Regions from separate parts of the Homo sapiens genome. Here region 2 is linked to region 1. A link is an interaction called in ENCODE POLR2A ChIA-PET data of the cell type or tissue named here. Cell type or tissue: B cell. All regions are shown on one strand. Each heading gives the region's core, and the rest is flanking DNA. Links, peaks and the distances in the headings are about the cores only. Region 1 holds the start of MIR6729 (microRNA 6729). Region 2 has its middle 9.2 kb from the start of RNU5E-1.

Region 1 (9,904 bases), core at 1,145-9,144:
TTACTTAATACTACTACTCAGGGGCCTTGGAGAAGAGCAGGAAGGCAGGCTGTGTGATGGCGGGGGCAGATCTGAGAACCCAGAGGTTCAGGGAGGACCTCTTGAAAGAAGAGACATCCAAGCTGAGACATGGATGGGGCAAGGGTGGGAGACAAGACGAGCATCCAGGGTGACCCCAAGTTGTAGGGGTGAAAGGCCCAGGAGAATTAAGAACAGCTTGCAAGTACCTGGGAGGGTAGTGGGGACATTCACGAAATGGAACTGTGTGGGTGCTGGAGAGCTGCAAGACATGGGCTCTGCTCTAGGGGCCTCCTGCCTGGAACCTTCATTCTTGGGGCCCCTTCAGCTTGAATAAGCCTGTATCCCATGCTGAAATCAGTCCTAAGAAGTGACTGGAGAGGCAGCCCCAGGCCCAGGGCTTTCTCAAGCACCTCCCTGCCGTTCTCCGGAGGCCAGGGGCAGTGGCTCATGCCTGTAATCCCAGCACTTTGGGAAGTCAAGGCAGGTGGATTACTTGAGGCCAGGAGTTTGAGACCAGCCTGGCCAACATGGAGAAACCCCTTCTCTATTAAAAATACAAAAATTAGCCGGGCATGGTGGCAGGCGCCTGTAATCCCAGCTACGCGGGAGGCTGAGGCATGAGAATCACTTGAATTTGCAAGGACGTTGCAGTGAGCCGAGATTGCACCACTGTACTCTAGCCTAAGCGACAGACCCTGTCTCAAAAATTAAAAAGAAAAAGAGTTCTCAAGCGACCAGCAGGAAGGATCTGGTTCAGGCTGTGGTCTTCCTACCCCCGCTGATGGCTCCAGATGGCCCCAAGGAGGCTGCCTTCTGAAGAGATAGCCAGGAACAGGCAGAGCAGAGGTCAGTACGTGGGAAGACAGGAGTTATTTGCCGCCACACAAAGAGGGTCTTTCAGGCTATGGCGCCACAGGTTTCATTCAGCGCAGTGTCTACAGACTTTGGGCTGTGGTTCTTGTGCATGGAACTTACTGGAAGCAAGCAAGCTGGAAGTCTTCCAAAGTTTCAAAAGAACTGTTTTTCCAGAGAAACCATGCACCCTGATGCATTATGGGCCCTGTGGCAGCATTCCAGCCTGTACGGTGATGGAAAAGAAGCATTTCTCTCTGGGTTAGGCTGTTGCTGTTTTGGACTTCTGTTATACACGGCTAAATCTGTAAGCTGATCTCAGCTTTGTAAATTTTGTAATTTTTTTTTTTTTGAGACAGAGTCTTGCTCTGTACCCCAAGCTGGAGTGCAATGGCACCATCTCGGCTCACTGCAACTTCCGCCTCCTGGGTTCAAGTGATTCTCATGCCTCTGCCTCCCAAGTAGCTGGGATTACAGGCATGTGCCACCATGTCTGGCTAGTTTTTAAATTTTTTACTAGAGATGGGGTTTTGCCATATTGGCCAGGCTGGTCTCAAACTCCTGACCTCAAGTGATCAGCCTGCCTTGGCCTCCCAAAGTACTGGGATTATATGGGTCAGTCACGGCACCTGGCCTAAATTTTGTAACTTTTTTTTCTTTTTCGAGACAGAGTATCACTGTCGCCCAGGTTGGAGTGCAGTGGCATGATCCGGCTCACTGCAACCTCTGCCTCCCAGGTTCAAGCCATTCTTCCGCCTCAGACTCCCGAGTAGCTGGGATTACAGGTGTGCATCACCATCCCCAGCTAATTTTTGTATTTTTAGTAGAGACGGGGTTTCGCCATGTTGGCCAGGCTGGTCACAAACTCCTGACCTCAAGTGATCCTCCTGCCTCGGCCTCCCAAAGTGCTGGGATTACAGGAGTGAGCCACCAAGCCCAGCCTGATTTTGTAACTTTTGTTTGACAGAAAGGCTTTGAATTATCTTCTCCCTGTGGCCAAAGAATTTCTAAAGAAACCACTGACTCCCACAGGTTCTCCGACTCAAAATTACACGTGGAACAACAAACCAAGCCCAACTGAAATATGGGACAAAGGACTTGACTTCTCCAAAGAAGATATACAAACAGGCTGGGTGCAGTGGCTTGTGCCTATAATCCCAGCATTTTGGGAGGCCCAGGTAGGAAAAGCCTGAGGCCTGGACAACATAGCAAGACCCTGTCTCTATTAAAAATAAACTAATAAACATGTACTCCTGAACTTAAGTTAAAAAAAAACTATTAATAAATATTTTTAAAATATACAAATGACCAATAAGCATATTAAAACATGCTCAACGTCACTAATCCTTAGGGAAATGCTAATAAAAACCACAATGAGATACACTTCACAGCCATTAGGATGGCTACTACCGAAAAACCAGAAAATAGCAAGTGCTGTTGACGATGAGGAAAAATTGGAACTCTTGTGCATCACTGGTCGGAAAGTAAAACAGTATAGCATTTCCTTGAAAAATTAAAAATAGAATTATTGGCCGGAGGTGGTAGCTCACGCCTGTAATCCCAGCACTTTGGGAGGCTAAGGTGGCAGATCCCTTGATCTCAGGAGTTCAAGACCAGCCTCAGTAACATAGTGAAACCCCTTCTCCACAAAAAGTACAAAAAAATTAGCCAGGAGTGGTAGCACGCGCCTATAGTCCCAGCTACCTAGGGGGCTAAGGCAAGAGAATCAATCACTTGAGCTTAAGAGGTCGAGGCTGCAGTGGGCGGAGATGGCCCCACTGCACTCCAGCCTGAGTGACAAAGTGAGATCCTGTCTCAAAAATAAAAAAACATAGAATCACCTTCTGATCCTGCAATTCCACTTCTGTATACCCAAAATAATGGAAAGCAGGGACTCAAACAGACTTTGTTTCTCCAGAGAGAGGGAAAGGTTTTTATAGCTTCATAAACTCCAGGAAAAAGCCCCAGGACAGCATAGCCCAGTTCCATCTCTAAGCCGAGAAACCTTAGAGAAAGTTCATGCCTCGTTTCCGCATTTATTCCACTTACAAAAACAAGAATTTCATATTATGCAACCAACACATACAAGAGGTGAGTGAAGGACAGGGCACTGCCTACTCTCCCAGACTGGACATCTGGGCTCTCTGCTAACCTTGCCTCCAACTCACCGCCCAGCCCTGTTTCCTCATCTGTCCCTGCTGGGGCTCTGAATGACCTGCGGCTCCCATGGCTGGGTGGAGGAGCCATGTGACCCCAGGGACTTCCAGAGAGCCCTTCTATCAATGGATCCCGGTTCTGGGACCAGGAAGGAGAGAGCTCAGTCACTCAACACGACTCACGGCTTCAGCGGAGGCCCTCGCTAAAATGACTTTTTAATAACCTTGGCCCAGCCTGCCCAGGGGCCCCCCCTCCCCCATCTGGTGGAGGCCACTACCCAGAGCTGGGGATCTGCGGAAGGAGCCACCCTCATGGTGACGGACACACACTGCCTAGTCCCAGTGGTTGCAGTATCTTCCTTCCACAGGTGCCAGGAGGGCAGGCTGAGAGGCCAGAGTGCCTTCTGGGCCTCAAGTGCATTAGCAGGATGGAACCAGCACACGTGGGACTTGAGCTGCAGAGCACTGAGCTTTATTTACAAACTTCCACAGAATCCCTCACCCTCCACCCCAGGGTCCTCCCTCTCTGGAACTCAGGCAGCAGACAAGCTTGGGTCCACCCACCTGCCCAACCTAGGACAGCTGGGCCTGAGCTGGGCGGGCAGGGGATTCCATCTCCTGGGTGCGCCTGCCAGAGGGGAGAGGCTGGAGGCGGCGGGAATGCTGTTCTCCCCCAGGAGTCAGTCCTCAGGGCTTCTGCCGTGGGACGTGGGGCCGAGGGACCTGGGGCACTGACCAGGTCGGGGTCGGGGGCAGCATCTGCATTGGTGAGGCCTGGATGGGGAATAGGGAAGTCTCAGGGGGGCCACTTGAAAGGGACAGGTCATCCCCAGTTCCAGCCACATTCCCTCCTGGATCTTGCAGTCAGGGTGGCCTTCCTGGGTGGAGCAGGGCAGGCGGCAGGGAGCAGAGGAGTTCCGAGGGATGGCTAGGGTCAGGGCTGGAGGGCTGGACCCTGCAGAGAGACACTCCCAGGCTCCATCCTCCCCACCTCAATCCTACCCCCCAGGAGGCTCTGCAGTCCCCAGGCCTGCTGCGAGGTCTCTGTCCCTCTAGGGGGCACCCCAGGCTAGGATGCGATCTGGACCGTACCGGGTGAAAAGGGCTGCTGGTGCCGGACAGCTTCTGGTGCTGGGCCTCAGCGGAGACAGAGGACCAGAGGTCCAGGTTCCTGGGGGCTGAGCTTTTCTCAGACTTCGGAGGAAAAATGTCCCAGCCCAGCAGGCAGTGCTGTGGAAGGCAAGGAGTTAAAAGTGCCTGACCTGGGACAAGCTCCCCGCTGACTGGGCACACCCCCATCAGGGAGGAACTGTGCCCCCCATTAGGAAGGAGGCCCCCACCAAGGCAGGGCCTGTGTCTACCCACAAGACTACCCCAGCTCTCCCCTTTCTTATCCTGGCAGATCCAGCCATCCCTGGGGCCCTGAGAGCTGAAATGGGAGGAGGATAGGACGGTGACAGTGACATTCACAGGGTACTTCCTGCTGTAGGCTCTCCAAGCACCTGCATGGATTGCTTCACTCAACAGCCCCACCTCACCACCAACATCCCTGAGGATGGCGCTGTTATGTCCATTTTACGGACCAGCAAACTGACTTTCCTCTGCATCCTTCTCCTCCTCTGACCCCAGCTGCCCTACTCTCAATTTAGGAGTCAGGGGGAGTTGCCACTGGCACCCCATCCCGACCTGGAGACACAGGAAAGGACATTTTTTTTTTTTTTGAGATGGAGTCTCACTCTGTCACCCAGGCTGCAGTGCAGTGGCGAGATCTCAGCTCACTGCAGCCTCTGCCTCCCAGGTTCAAGCGATCCTCCCACCTCAGCCTCCCAAGTAGCTGGGACTACAGTGGAGGCTGCAGTGAGCTGAGACCATGCCAATGCACTCCAGCCTGGGCAGTAAGAACAAAACTCGGTCTCAAAAAAAAAAAAAAAAAAAAAAAGCAGCAGCAGCAGCACAGAGACCTAGGTTCGAATCCCAGCTCCTCCACCAAGGCGCCTCCCCCTCTGCTTCGGTCTCCCCACCTGCAGGGTGGGGGTACAGCAGTGCCTACACTCCTGGCTGCTGTGGGGGCTCCATGAGATAAGCCCCCTAAGGACTGTGCCTGCAGTACACAAAAGCGCAATAAACAGGACCCATTCATGTCATGCCAGCCTGCAGGCAGATCACCCTGGAAGCACCGGGGTACGTGGAGCGGGGGTCCTACCTCCCTTAGGTACAGGTGTGGGTGATGGAAGAGGCCCAGGCTGTGCTCCAGAGACTTGGGCGCTCACCCTTGTCGAGCCCAGTCTCGCTCTGTGACCCTCCCTGGGGATCTGGGCCAGTCTGAGCCAGCCCCGCCCTCATCACCATCCAGCCCCACGTGGCTGCTCACCCGGGGCAGGGCCAGTGTGTCAGAGGCGTCAAAGCTCTTTCGCCGGTGGATGTGGTACCGGTGCGGGGGCTCCAGGATCGACAGCGGGATGCTCACCCTGCGCAGGGGGGCAGTGGGGGACCCCTGAGGAGCCTCCCAGCGGTTGGGGGCCCACGCCCAGGCCCATCTTTTCTTAAAACCAGTGGTTCAGGCTCTGTCCCCCAAGGTGTCCCAATACTCTGGTCACTCACCTGACGTGCGCTGGCTGCGCCAGGGTCCCAGGGCCCTGCTGGTCTCGCGGTGTCCTGCACAGGCGGCAGGGGGTACCGGGATCCACAGGCACCGGGAACAGGCGCCGGTTGACACGGTAACAGTACACGCCTGCGAGGCCCATGAGAAGCCACAGCTCTCCCTGAGCCAGGAACCCAGGTCCCCAGGCTCCGTGCTGCCCTCAGCGGCCCCCAACCACACAAGCTGCCAATCCCTCTGGGAAGCCCTTCGGCCCATTTCCTCCTAACCCCTTTCCTCCCAGAACCTGGGGCCCACGCCCTAAGGGGTGGGGAGGGACATCCTCCTGGGGCCCTCAGGAGCTGGGATGGAGTCCCACCAGCACAGGGGCACTGCTGGGGAGGGTGGGATGGTGCCACACAGGGCAGCCCCTAATTCGGTGGCCAGGCCTTAGCTCACTCCACCCCTACCAGGGCTTGGCCACCCTGTCCAGACTGCAGGCCTCCCTCCATGAGTCTCAACATCTCAGGGGCCTCCCCAGGCCCCAAACCTCAAATGGGACTGCTCTGGGGCAGGGGAGGCCAGGGCAGCGCGAGGCTGGACTACTCAGCGGCCTAGCCGAGGGCCCGCACTCACATTCATGGTCTTCCTCCACGCCGCTGCCACTGCTCTCACGCAGGCCTGGCAACTGGGGTCTGAGAGGGCGAGGGGGATGAGCAGGCCGGGGGATGGAGCCGCTCAGCCGCCCTCGCCCACCCTCGCCCGCCCCTGCTCACTCAGGATGGCTGCAGATACACTCCTCCTTGTTGGTTTCCCGAAACTCCTGCAGCTTGGAGAAGAAGGCCTCAGGCTGGCTGGTGATGGAAGAGCTGGTGTCCAGAGACCCTGGTGTGGGCAAAGCACCAGGCAGCTGACGGGAGAGGGGCTGGGGGCTGCTGTGTGGCCACCGGCCAAGGCTTGGAGAGACGATCAGCCCTGGCACCCCAGGCCACCTGCTTCATCCCTACTGTGCCTCAAACAGGCCAGGAGGGCCCCTCCAGTCACTGGGACTGTTGGTTGGTTTCAGTGTCTGTCTACCCTGATGCATAGCCAACCATCCATGGAAAAAATATCGACAGAGCCCTTATGACAGGGCTAGATGCTGTTTCATGTGCCAGGAACTAGACAGACAAAGCCCCTGGCCTTAATGAGGCTTACACTGTAAGGTGGCAAGAGATGAACTAGCCACCAAAAAAAAAAAAACCCGTGATACAAGACTGAATGCTGATACCTGCCAGAAAGCAAGAGAGCAGCGTCAGAGCCTAGTATGGCCGGGCAGCCATACCAGGGAAGGCCTCTCCGAGTGAGATGACCCTGAGCAGAGACATGGAGAAGCCACAGAGACCTCCCAGGAAGGACATCGCAGGGAGATGAAAGAGCAAGCGCAAAGGCCCCGGGGTGGGCATGTGCATGGTTCAGCTGAGGAACAGCCAGGAGGGGAAAGTGGCAGGAAGGCAGCGAGGGTGGAGGAGATGAGGTTAAGAAGCCCAGGGAGGGTCTGGGGAATGGGAGGGACACAACCACATCAGCCACATATTTTTACAGAACTCCTCCTCTGGCTGCTTCAAGTTGAGGGGAAGCAGAGGCATCGGTTAGGATTCAGCTGGGGAGAGGTAGGGGCAGCCCCCAACTTACCATGATTCGACTTAGGATGTTTCTTTTTTTATTTTTTGAGACAGAATCTCACCGTGTTGCCCAGGGTGCAGTGCAGTGGAGCGACCTCGGCTCACTGCAACCTCTGCCTCCCAGGTTCAAGCGATTCTCATGTCTCAGCCACCTACAGAGCTGGAATTACAGGCGTGCGCCACCACACCCAGCTAATTTTTGTATTTTTAGTAGAGACGGGGTTTCACCATCTTGGCCAGGCTGTTCTCAAACTCCTGGCCTGATCCACCTGCCTCGGCCTCCCAAAGTGCTGGGATTACAGGCGTGAGCCACCGCACCCGGCCTAAACAGTATTTTCAACTTATGTTGGGTGTATCAGGATGTAGCTGGATGGTAAATCCAGCAAGTTTATGGCCTGACCTATTTAGTATTTGGAGTTGCCATTTATGGAGACAGGAAAGACTGCAGGAGGAGCACAGCAGTGGAAATCAGGACCTTGATTTCGGACAGAAGGTTAATAACTTCATGGTGATGTGGAGAAGACAGTGGGATATACAAGTCTGGAATTCGGAGGAGAGGTGCGGGCTAGAGATACAAATGGAGAAGTAGAGAAAGTGTCCAAACACCTCAGCGTTTGGGAGATCATAGAGGGAAGATAGAGAGGAGGAGTCAGAAGACCGAGTCCCAGGCCTAGGGGTGTAGCAGTCAGAACAAGGACCTTTCCTTCCCCAGAAGCCTGGGAAGGAGCACCAACAGAGATGGGGGAGAACCGGGAAGCAAGTGGCTGGAAGTCCAGGGGAGAAAGTGCTTCAGGAGTGACCACTGTGTCCCCTGCTACTCAAAGGAAGATGTGGATGAGGGCTAAGCTGGGGAGTTGGCACCACGGAGGCCACTGATGACCCAACTGAGGGCCATGTTGATGAAATGCTGGGAGCTGAAGCCCGATTTAAGAAATAGTAGTGGAGGCTGGACACAGTGGCTCATGCCTATAATCCCAGCACTTTGGGAGGCCAAGGCGGGCAGATCACTTGACATCGGGAGTTCCAGACCAGACTGGCCAAGATGGCGAAACCCTGTCTCTGGCTAAAAATACAAAAATGAGCTGAGTGTAGTGGTGCATGCCTGTAATCCCAGCTACTTAGGTGGCTGAGACAGGAGAATCACTTGAACCTGGGAGGCGGAGGTTGCAGTGAGCTGAGATCACTGCTCCACTGCACTCCAGCCTGGGTGAAAGAACGAGACTCCATCTCAAAAAAAAAAAAAAAAAGAAAAAGAAAAGGAATAGTAGTGGAGAGAAATTGAAGGCAACGAGGCTAGACAGCCCTTTTGAAGAGGAAGTTTTGTTATCGAGAAAACAGGCAGTCACTGGAAGCAAATGTGGGCTAAAGGTAGGAATGTGGCATCGGGATGAGAAATAACAGACAGCGGCTTTACCCCGACTGGATGTGAGCTGCTGGTAAGATTCTGTCTCACCGGGCCTCAGCCTTCCCATCTGTGAATGGGCACCATGGTGGTGCCTACCTAATAAGCTTATCATGAAGGGCAAAGGAGTCAGCGGGAGGAACAGGAAGCACAGCTCGGAGCGGTGCCTGGTGCAGGGAGCATGAGATACAACCAGCTCCCAGAATGCTTCCTGCACGTTCATGCTCATGCTAAGGGGCAGGATGAGGATGCAGGACAGAGAGGGAGAGGATCACAGGAAGGAAACCCTGGAGGAGCCAGAAGCAGAGGGGCGGAGCACGCTGGAGCAGGGCCAGGGTCCAGGTGGCAGCATGGACAGTCACCTCGGCAAAGGCAGGGGAGCAGAGCGCATGGACCAAGAGCAGGTACTGGGACAGGCGCTTCCATTTTCCCAGAACCAGGAAGGAGGGCAGTGAGCTGAGAGTTCAAGAAGTACTCAAGGGCAGGGCCTGTGTCCCCGCCACCAGTTGCTCTCAGCAACTCCACAGTACACCTGTCTTTGTTTTTTGAGACAGAATCTCACTTTGTCGCCCGGGTTAGAGTGCAGTGGCTTGATCTCTGCTCACTGCAGCCTCCACTTCCTGGATTCAAATGATTCTCCTGCCTCAGCGTCCTGAGTAGCTGGGATTATAGGTGCCCGCCACCACACCTGGCTAATTTTTGTATTTTTAGTAGAGACAGAGTTTCACCACGATGCTCAGGCTGGTCTCGAACTCCTGACCTCAAGTGATTCGCCCACCTCGGCCTCCCAAATTGCTGGGATTACAGGCGTGAGCCACCATGCCTGGTCGTGGCCTCCTTTCTGGTCCTGCCATGCCTGTGGCCACCCCATTATGTGTGTAATCCCAGCACTTTGGGAGGCCAAGGCGGGCAGATCACCTGAGGTCAGGAGTTCGAGACCAGCCTGGCCAACATGGTGAAACCCCGTCTCTACTAAAAATACAAAAATAAGCCAAGCATGGTAGTGGACGTCTGTAATCCCAGCTACCTGGGAGGCTGAGGAAGAATTGCTTGAACCAAGGAAGCGGAGGTTGCAATGAGCAGAAATAACACCACTGGACTTGACTCTGGGCAACAGAGAAAACAAATAAAAATAAAAAAGGAGGAGGCCGCGAGGCTGGAAGAAAGACGGGAGGTCACATCATGGGGCCAGTAGAGGCCAGATCATGCCTCGTAAGTCTAGATAGGGATT
Region 2 (9,904 bases), core at 1,268-9,267, 130 kb after region 1:
TGTTAATTATTTGCATTCCTGAGATAAGGCCCATTTAAGTCATAATACATTTTTCTTTATAATTTGATTTTTCCTTTTTCTTTTTTTTGAGACAGAGTCTTGTTCCGTCACCAAGGCTGGAGTGCAGTGGCACAATCTCAGCTCACGGCAGCCTCAACCTCCCAGGCTCAAGCAATCCTTCCACCTCAGCCCCCTAAGTAGCTGGGACTACAGGCATGCAGCACCACACCCGGCTAAGATTTTTCCTTTTTGAAAATGAAAAATGCAAGACTCAAAGATCAAAACTATGTAAAAACATATATTCAGAGAAGTCCCACTCCTGTCCCTAGCCCCTTCGCCCAGTTTCCACTCATCCCCATTTTCAATAGTTTCTTTATTTAAAGAAAATTTGTTTACATTTTGTTATTTGTAATAGAGATGGGGTCTCACTATGTTGCCCAGGCTGGTCTCTAACTCCTGGGCTTAAGTGATCCTCCCAACTCCCAAAGTGCTGGGATTTCAGGTGTGAGCCACTGCACCCAACACATTTTCAATAGTTTCTAGTTTAAATTTTCTGTGTGTGTGTGTGTGTGTGTGTGTGTGTTTTGTAACAATAACCACACACATATAGTTTATTTCTTCTTCCTTTTTTTTTTTTCTTTTTTTGAGACAGGGTCTTACTCTGTCACCCAGGCAGGAGTATAGTGGTGTGATCTTGGCTCACCGCAACCTCCGCCTCCTGGATTCAAACATTTCTCCTGCCTCAGCCTCCTGAGTAGCTGGGATTATAGGTGCCCGCCACCACACGTGGCTAATTTTTGTATTTTTAGTAGAGGCGGGGTTTCACCATGTTGGCCAGACTGGTCTCGAGATCCTGACCTCAGGTGATCCACCTGCCTGGGCCTCCCAGAGTGCTGGGATTACAGGCATGAGCCACCACGCCTGGCACACACTTTTTTTTTTTTCTTTTGAGACGGAGTCTCGCTCTGTTCCCCAGGCTGTAGTGCATTGGCAAGATCTTGGCTTACTGCAACCTTCAACCCGCTGGGTTCAAGCAATTCTCCTGCCTCAGCCTCCTGAGTAGCTGGGATTACAGATGTGTGCCATCATGCCTGGGGAATTTTTGTATTTTTAGTAGAGACAGGGTTTCACCATGTTGGCCAGGCTGGTCTCAAACTCCTGACCGCAAGTGATCTGCCCGCCTCAGCCTCCCAAAGTGCTCGGTTTACAGGCATGAGCCACCATGCCTGGCCTGAAACTTCTACTTTTAAAAGTAGAGCTTCAAATCCAGCTCCATAGAGCATGGAATTGCGGAATCAGGGTACTTGAATAAAGTCTGAATCTCAGCCAAAGCCAGGGAGATTTGAAACCCAAGAGAAAATGCCAGGAAGCCCCGCTAGCTCTGATGAGGTCAGACGAGTGAAAGCTGTTCCTGCGGGTACCAAAGCTCAGAATGTTGGCAAAGCAGCATGGATTGTGGGAGGCTTGCCTTGGGTCCCATCTGTGGGTCACCAAAATGTCAACCTAAAATCATCAAAAGGGTTAGAATCTAATTTAAAGAGTGTTTATTCAAGCACAAAGTGTGAGGATGGACAATTCGGAAACACCAACTCCAAAGGAATGGTCAGCGTTCTAAAGTAGACAGAGACAGGGGAGTTTTTAGCAGGATTATAGCATTTTTCTTTTTCTTTTCTTTTCTTTTTTCTTTCTTTCTTTCTTTTTTTTTTTTTTTTTGAGACGGAGTCTCGCTCTGTCACCCAGGCTGGAGTACAGTGGTGTGATCTCGGCTCACTGCAACCTCCACCTCTCGGGTTCAAGTGATTCTCCTGCCTCAGCCTCCCAAGTAGCTGGGATTACAGGCACCCGCCACCACGCCCGGCTAATTTTTGAATTTTTAGTAGAGACGGGGTTTCACCATGTTGGTCAGGCTGGTCTCAAACTCCTGACCTCGTGATCCACCCACCTCGGCCTCCCAAAGTGCTGAGATTACAGGTGTGAAGCACTGCACCTGGCCATTCTTTTTTTTTTTTTTTTTTTGGCAGAGTCTCACTCTGTCACCCAGGTTGGAGTGCAGTGGTGTGATCTCGGCTCACTGCAACCTGCATCTCCTGAGTTCAAGAGATTCTCCTGCCTCAGCCTCTTGAGTAGCCACCACGCCCGGCTCATTTTTGTGTTTTTAGTAGAGATGGGGTTTCACCATGTTGGCCAGGCTGGTGTCGAATTCCTGACCTCAGGTGATCCTCCCGCCTCGGCCTTCCAGCACAGCTATAGGCGTGAGTCACTGTGCCCAGCCTCTTTTTTTTTTTTGAGATGGAGTTCGCTCTGTCACCCAGGCTGGAGTGCAGTGGTGTGATCATAGCTCACTGGAGCCTCAACTTCGCTGGCTCAGGTGATTCTCCCACCACAGCCTCCTGAGTAGCTGGGACTAGAGGCACTCATGCCACCATACTGGCTAATTTTTTGTATTTTTTGCAGAGACGGGGTTTTTCCATGTTGCCCAGGCTGGTCTTGAACCCCTGGGCTCAAGCCATCCGCTAGCCTCGGCCTCCTGAAGTGCTGGGATTACAGGTGTGAGCCACCATGCCGAGCCTTTAAAAAGTTACCGTAAATATATTTGACATTTTGAAATTCTGTGTGTCAAAAATAATCAAGCAAAAAGGTGAGCCTCCCACCAGAATCATACTTGCAATACACCAAAGGGTTAACAATTGTACTATATCAAAAAGCCTTACAAATTAATGAGATAAAGCTGGGTGCGGTGGCTCACGCTTGTAATCCCAGACCTTTGGGAGTCTGAAGAGGGCAGATGGCTTCAGCCCAGGAGTTCAAGACCAACCTGGGCAATGTGGTGAAACCCTGTATCTAAGAAAAAAAAAAAAAGAAAAATTAATGGGATCAATACTAAACTGCAATAGAAAATCATTGATAGTAGAGAGAAAAATTTTCCAGAAGAAATGTACATGTCTAATAAATATGTGAAAACCTGTTTGGTCTTACTAGTAATCAGAGGACTCCAAATACAAGCAACTCTGTATGTCACGTCCCATCTATTACATTAGCAAATACTTTTAAAATATAAAATTCAGAGGCAGCCATGTTACAGTGAAACAGGAACGCAGATGCCACAGGTAGAAATAGGAACTGGCCCAATCTTACTAAAATGTCACTTGATGATATGTATCAAGAGCCCTAAAAAAAGTGTTTTTTGAGACACAGTTTCTCTCTGTTGCCCAGGTGGGAGTGCAGTGGTGCGATCTTGGCTCACTGCAGCTTCTGCCTCCAAGGTTCAAGCAGTTCTCGTGCCTCCGTCTCCTGAGTAGCTGAGACTGCAGGTGTGTGCCACCATGCCTGGCTAATTTTTGTATTTTTAGTAGAGACAGGGTTTCACCATGTTGCTCAGACTGGTCTTGAACTCCTGGCCCCAAGTGATCCACCCACCTCAGCCTCCCAAAGTACTAGGATTACAGGTGTGAGCCACCGCGCCCAGCCTAACAAAAGTATTTTAACAGTTAATATATGTCAAGCCAATAATTTCACATGTGGGAATACATCCTAAGGAAACAGAAATGTACAAAAATGTGTGCAAAGAAACACACTTTTTTTTTTTTTTGAGACAGAGTCTCATTCTGTCGCTCAGGATGGAGTACAGTAGTACAATCTCAGCTCAACCTCCACCTCCTGGGTTCAAGTGATTCTCCTGCCTCAGCCTCCTGAGTAGCTGGGATTACAGGCATTCGCCACCACGCCCGGTGAAATTTTTTTTTTTTTGAGACAGAGTCTTGCTCTGTTGTCCAGGCTAGAGTGCAGTGGCACTATCTCGGCTCACTGCAACCTCCACCTCCCAGGTTCAAGCGATTCTCCTGCCTCAGTCTCCTGAGTAGCTAGGATTACAGGCACCAGCCACCATGCCCGGCTCATTTTTTTGTATTTTTAGTAGAGACAGGGTTTCACCGTGTTAGCCAGGATGGTCTTGATCTCCTGACCCCGTGATCCACCCACCTCAGCCTCCCAAAGTGCTGGAATTACAGGCGTGAGCCACAGGGCCTGGCCAACAGTAATTTTTATAATCAGAAGAATAAAAGAACAATGATATTGAAAAGAGAGGGAAAGAGAGAGAGGGAAGGGGAGAGATGCAGAGCTTACAAACAAGGGCATCTGACTGGGGAGGGGTCAGGAGCTGAGAGGGGAAGATAAGGGCCCAGAAGTGGAAGGGGGTCTTGCTAAGGCCCATTACATGATGTCACCTGGGCCCTTGGGGGCTGCAGTTTGCAGTAGCTCAGGAGGGCATGCCTCAGCCCTGGGGCCCCACCCCTATTCTCCCGGCTCTCTTCTCTCTTGCACCATCTCTCCCCATTTCCAAGGAAGGTGGCTGCCCCTGCCAGATGCAGACGCATTGCACCGACCTCATTGTCTAGCTTTAACTAACTTGAAAGCAAGGGATAGGAGGGAGGAAAGGAACAGAGTCCCCTAGGAATGTTAGAGGCAGGGGGATGGGAAATTCTGCAGCCCAGCTGAGAGTGGGAGCCCGTTGGTTTGGAGGGGATAAAGCATAAGACCAAAGTACAAATAATGATCCGATGGGCCAGCCTGTGATGCCTGCTCAGAGGCACTAGAGTGGTCCCAGAGAAAGCGCTAGAGACAATTTTAGGAGACAGAAAGCAGGATTTGATCACCCAAGGACAGAATCTGAGGCAAGGAAGAGCTGGGGGGCTCTGTGCCGGTCTGAGCCCTTGAAACAAATCCTACATAGGGGATTGCTACGGGGCTAGCGGTCTCAGGGACTCCAGGGCTGAGTCCTGGCCGTGAACCCCGCGGGCGCCCGCATTTCAGCACCGGGGACAGGGGCCGACCTCGGATCCAGGTGGGTCCTCAGATCCACTGGCGGCTCCGTAGCTCCACTAGTTCCTGGCCCCCTCCCTGGCCAATCTCAGCCCGGGCAGTTCCCTTGGAGACCTCCGTGGCCCCTCCATCCTGGACCCCCCTGGTGCCCGTGCTGCGGCTCCCGAGCACTTGGCAGGTGATGCGACCCGCGGAGCCAACCTGGAGCGCCCTCGGGTCCCGGCAGCCAAGATGGGCTCTGCGATCTGGGGTAGGGGCAGGAGAAGACCTAGTCTCCCCACCGCCCCCCACGTTTGTCTCAGCTTGGACAGAGTCTTGCCCTCCGGGGATGGCGCAAAAAGGAAAACCCCGAGGTGAGAGCAGGGAGGCAGCCAGAGGCACTCTAAGGAGAAGCCGGGGCCAGCACAGGTGCGGGACGTTGTCCCTGCCCGCCCAAGCGCATGGCCCTTCCAGAGACACCCCCTTTCTCAAGCGCAGCCCCGACCAGCCGCTCCCCGCCCCTCCCCACGCCCTGACCCCGCCAGCTTCCATCGCCCCAGGGCACTGGGAGCCAGAACATGGACCAGGGCAACCCAGATCCCCGAGTCAGCCCTCCCATGGCCCAGCGGCTCCAGAAATTCGATACAGCCCCCCCCACCCACCCCAGGCGACTTCTAAATCGCCGGCAGAATTCAAGTCTCTGGCCTGAACTGTGCCCGGCTGGGCCTCGGCCCTCCCACCGCTCCATGGGGGCTTTTGCGGTGCTCCGTCTAGCGCTTTGCCTCTGCCAGGCTTAGGCGTCTGGGCATCCCGGAGAAGGCGGCTTCCTATCCCGCCTCTGCGTCCCCACTCCCTGTCCCCAGGCCATCTCCCACCCACTAGCCCGGTTAGTGCTCTGCCATCCAGGTGGATAGAGCGGGCCAAACACAGGCCTCGGGAATTTACATCATTTCACCTTGGCTTGGGAGTGCACGATGTGACTCCGCAATAGATTTACTTTCCTTTTTTTTCTTTTCTTTTCTTTCTTTTTTTTTTTTTTTGAGACGGAGCCTCGCTCTGTCGCCCAGGCTGGAGTGCCGTGGCGCGATCTCAGCTCACTGTAACCTCTGCTTCCCGGGTTCACGCCATTCTCCTGCCTCAGCCTCCCGAGTAGCTGGGACTACTGGCGCCCACCACCACGCCCGGCTAATTTTTTTGTATTTTTAGTAGAGACGGGGTTTCACCGTGTTAGCCAGGATGGTCTCGATCTCCTGACCTCGTGATCCACCCGCCTCGGCCTCCCAAAGTGCTGGGATTACAGGCATGAGCCACCGCGCCCGGCCTTGAGACAATTTTTTTTTTTTTTTTAAGGCTAGTGAAGGAAAGCAGGGAATGGAGAGGGAACAAAGAAATCTGCAACTGCTTGTGATTGAAAGAAAAGCTCTTGCTGTTTTTGGTCTAAAATCATCTATTTTACCTATATTTAAAGGAAATTTTAGCTGGATATGGAATTCTGCATTCACAGGGTTTTTATTCTTTTGGCAGTTTAAAGTAAGTGGATATATTCAATTATCTTCTTGTCTCTGTTATTTCTGATAAAGTTAGACATCAGTCTATATTCAAATTTCCCTACTTGTTTATGAAACGACCTGTTAGAATTGATTAATTCAAATCAGCGTCCTAAAACGATCCTCACAGTGCATTTGGTAATTATATCATTTCAGCCTTCTTTAATCTGAACGACTCTTATTCCCCATCACCTTGTGTGTGTGTGTGTCGGGGGGAGGGGGGGCACTGAAGACTTTTGAAGGACTGGATCAGTTACCTATCCTATGGAATATCCCTCATCCTGAATTTGATCTGATTTGCAGAATTTCTTCCTGCAAATTTAATTTCTTCCTATGCCCTCTGAACTTCCTTTAAACTAGATGTCAGATCGGCAACCCTGATTAGATTCCATTTGTCATTTTTTAATTTTATTTGTTTGACATTAAATATCTCAAACAACAGCCCTTCATCTACCTTATAGGGCTAGCAAAGCATTAGATGATCATGAAGCATTTCTCAGCACCTGGCTTTTTTTTTTTTTTTTTTTTTTTTTTTTTTTTTTTTGAGATGGAGTCTTGCTCTGTCACCCAGGCTGGAATGCAGTGGCACGATCTTGGCTCACTGCAAGCTCCACCTCCGGGTTCATGCCATTCTCCTGCCTCAGCCTTCCAAGTAGCTGGGACTACAAGCTCCCGCCACGACACCCAGCTAATTTTGTGTATTTTTAGTAGAGATGGGGTTTCACTGTGTTAGCCAGGATGGTCTCGATCTCCTGACCTCATGATCTACCCGCCTCAGCCTCCCGAAGTGCTGGGATTACAGGTGTTAGCCACCGTACCTGGCCTAGCACCTTGCTTTTTTTTCTTGAGATAGGGTTGCACTATGTTGCCCAGGTTGGCCTCAAACTCTCGAACTCCTGGGCTCAAGCGATCCTCCCTCCTCAGCCTCCTGAGTAGCTGGGACCGCAGGCATGTGCCACCACGCCCGGCATTGCTACTGTCACTTGGTCAGTTATGCCAGTGGTGACAGATTGGCAGCCTGCTGGTTGAATCCAGACTGCAGATGTGTCTGATCTTGTTTTTAATTAATAAAATGAAACCCTTAAAAAGCTGGAGGGTTTGTAAATTTCTTTTTTTTTTTTTTTTTTTTTTTTTTTTTTTTTTTGAGACGGAGTCTTGCTCTGTCGCCCAGGCTGGAGTGCAGTGGCGGGATCTCGGCTCACTGCAACCTCTGCCTCCCAGGTTCAAGCAATTCCTCTGCCTCACCCTTCCAAGTAGCTGGATTACAGGCATGCACCACCATACCTGGCTAATTTTATATTTTTAGTAGAGATGTTGGTCAGGCTGGTTTCGAACCCCTGACCTCAGGTGATCCTCCTGTCTCCGTCTTCCAAAGTGCTGGAATTACAGGCGTGAGCCACTGTGCCCGGATGCTCTTTTTCTTTCTCTTTTTTTCTTTTATTTCTTTTTGTTTGTTTGTTTGTTTCGAGATGGAGTCTCACTCTGTTGCCAGGCTGGAGTTCAGTGGCACGATTTCAGCTCACTGCAACCTCTGCCTCCCGGGTTCAAGTGATTCTCTTGCCTCAGCCTCCTGAGTAGCTGGGATTACAGGCACGCACCACTACGCCCGGCTAATTTTTGTATTTTTAGTAGAGATGGGGTTTTACCATGTTGGTCAGGCTGGTCTTGAACTCCTGACCTCATGATCTGCCCGCCTCGGCCTCCCAAAGTTCTGAAATTACAGGCATGAGCCACCGTGCCCGGCTTAAAATTTTTTTTTAGAGATTACGTCTTGGGTTTTGCTGTGTTGCCCAGGCTGCTCTCCACCTCCTGTCCTCAAGCAAGCCTCTGGCCTCAGCCTCCCAAAGTGCTAGGATTACAGGCATGAGCCACTGCACAGGGCCTGAAATTTTTAATTTTATATAAATTTTTAATTTTATATTTTTAATTTTCAATTATATATATTATATATATATTTTTTAGTGTAATAAGCATATGTCCCAGCCACCAATCAGAATTAACACATGCTGTTATTCTGCCTGTGCCCGGGGGAAACTGAGGCTCAGAGAAGGTGAGTAACTTGCTCGAGATCACACTGCTGATCAGTGATCACCAGATAAGGCAGTCTGGCTCTGGAAGTGGCTTGCTTCATCCGTCCCTGATGCTTCTCCCTTCGTGGCCTACACAGGAGAAGGTGTCAGCAGGACTGGGTCCTGGGGACTTCTATGCAGACAGAGGACTGGGGGACACTGATGCCTCACTCTGGGTATAAACTTCCCTCCCTTCCTCCCTCATAGGTCACGGCCAGGGTCAATGAGACCATGCCTTCAGTGTGCTGGGCAGAGGATTTGACACATAGCACACACTTGATCTATGTGAGCTGTGGGGACAGCCCTGGATTGCCTCTTTTCCTCCCCAGAGATGAACTGCCTGCCCCTGCCAGGTTCCTGGGGTCAGGGTGAGCCCTGTCCCTGTCTCCCCATCACTGGAGGCTGTGCCAGCAGCAAGGCTGGGAGAAGGAAGATGGGGAGGTTTATAGTTGCAACGCTTGCTAATGATAATGATTGGTATGAAAATTTCAGGCTGATGGAAAATAGGGATGACATGAGGCCCCAGATGGCTCCTCTGTTCTTCCTCTCTGAATTCAAACAGCCAGGACATTGTGCAGAAAACTGCCTTGTTTCCATGCACAGAAACTAGCTAGCCTTTCTCCTGGTCTGGCCCTTGGCAGAAGACATGACTTTATCCATGCTTTCATCCAGCCATCCATTCATCCGCTCACCCACCCATTCATCCATCCACCTACCCACCCATCCATCCATCCATCCATCCACCCACCCATCCACCCATCCATCCATCCATTCATCCACCCACCCACCCATTCATCCATCCACCTACCCACCCATCCAACCACCCATCCACCCATCCATCCATCCACCCACCCATCCACCCATCCATCCATCCACCCATCCATCCATTCATCCTCTCACCCACCCATTCATCCATCCACCTACCCACCCATCCACCCACCCATCCATCCACCCATCCACCCATCCATCCACCCACCCATCCATCCACCCACCCACCCATCCATCCATCCATCCATCCATCCATCCATCCATCCATTCATCCATCCATCCATCCACTCACCCACCCATTCATCCATCCACCCACCCACCCACCCATCCACCCATCCATCCTTGCAAGATCAGTTCCCTGCTTTGAGCCTTCCAGCTGCAACTTTCTGAGGTTCTAGAAGGAGGAATACTCACCCCTGTTCATGGGGTCAAGTATAGGAGATAATTGCCTGCGAGACGCACTGACCCCCTCCCTTTCCCCCATTATATCTCACCCCACTCTCCCCAGACACTCTGGGGATGCAGGGTCCCCTGGAGGGCGCTGCTACTGCATCTCCAGCAGGTGGCGCTGGAGGCTCTCTCCTTACCTGGGCGACACTGCATGCTTGATTTGGGAAGGAGCAGGCTGACCAGGTGTGGGAAGACAGGGTGGTGGCCCAGCCCAAGGCCAGGCTGGGTTCTTCCCCACTCCACACCCCAGGTGGTAGGTGAGACACAGAACTC

What was found. ChIA-PET counts read pairs that join two places held together with the same protein. Peaks named below come from ENCODE experiments on the same cell type or tissue, not always from the same donor. Only the 100,000 strongest peaks of a DNase experiment are listed, where the experiment ranks them.
Region 2: POLR2A ChIA-PET joins it to region 1 with 6 read pairs; 30 of 35 experiments call an interaction of 5 or more read pairs at or near these places.

Annotation. Positions count from the first base shown.
Region 1 is chr1:12,025,621-12,035,524 of GRCh38, reverse strand. It overlaps MIIP (migration and invasion inhibitory protein), which reads right to left. Exons shown (of 10, transcript NM_021933.4): 5 at 6,384-6,492; 6 at 6,244-6,302; 7 at 5,631-5,760; 8 at 5,401-5,497; 9 at 4,122-4,259; 10 at 3,480-3,803. The coding sequence ends at 3,717. It overlaps MIR6729 (microRNA 6729), which reads right to left and starts at 6,367; the gene lies at 6,303-6,367. In B cell, for the core only: a CTCF peak has its summit at 4,098 (motif pointing right); DNase peaks (open chromatin) are centred at 4,094 and 5,334.
Region 2 is chr1:11,893,962-11,903,865 of GRCh38, reverse strand. No RefSeq gene overlaps it. Among named protein-coding and RNA genes, the nearest start is that of RNU5E-1, 9.2 kb to the left of the region's middle. RefSeq lists enhancers at 4,477-5,028, 9,845-9,904. In B cell, for the core only: no CTCF peak of the experiment used is centred there; no DNase peak of the experiment used is centred there; H3K27me3 peaks cover 2,173 bases.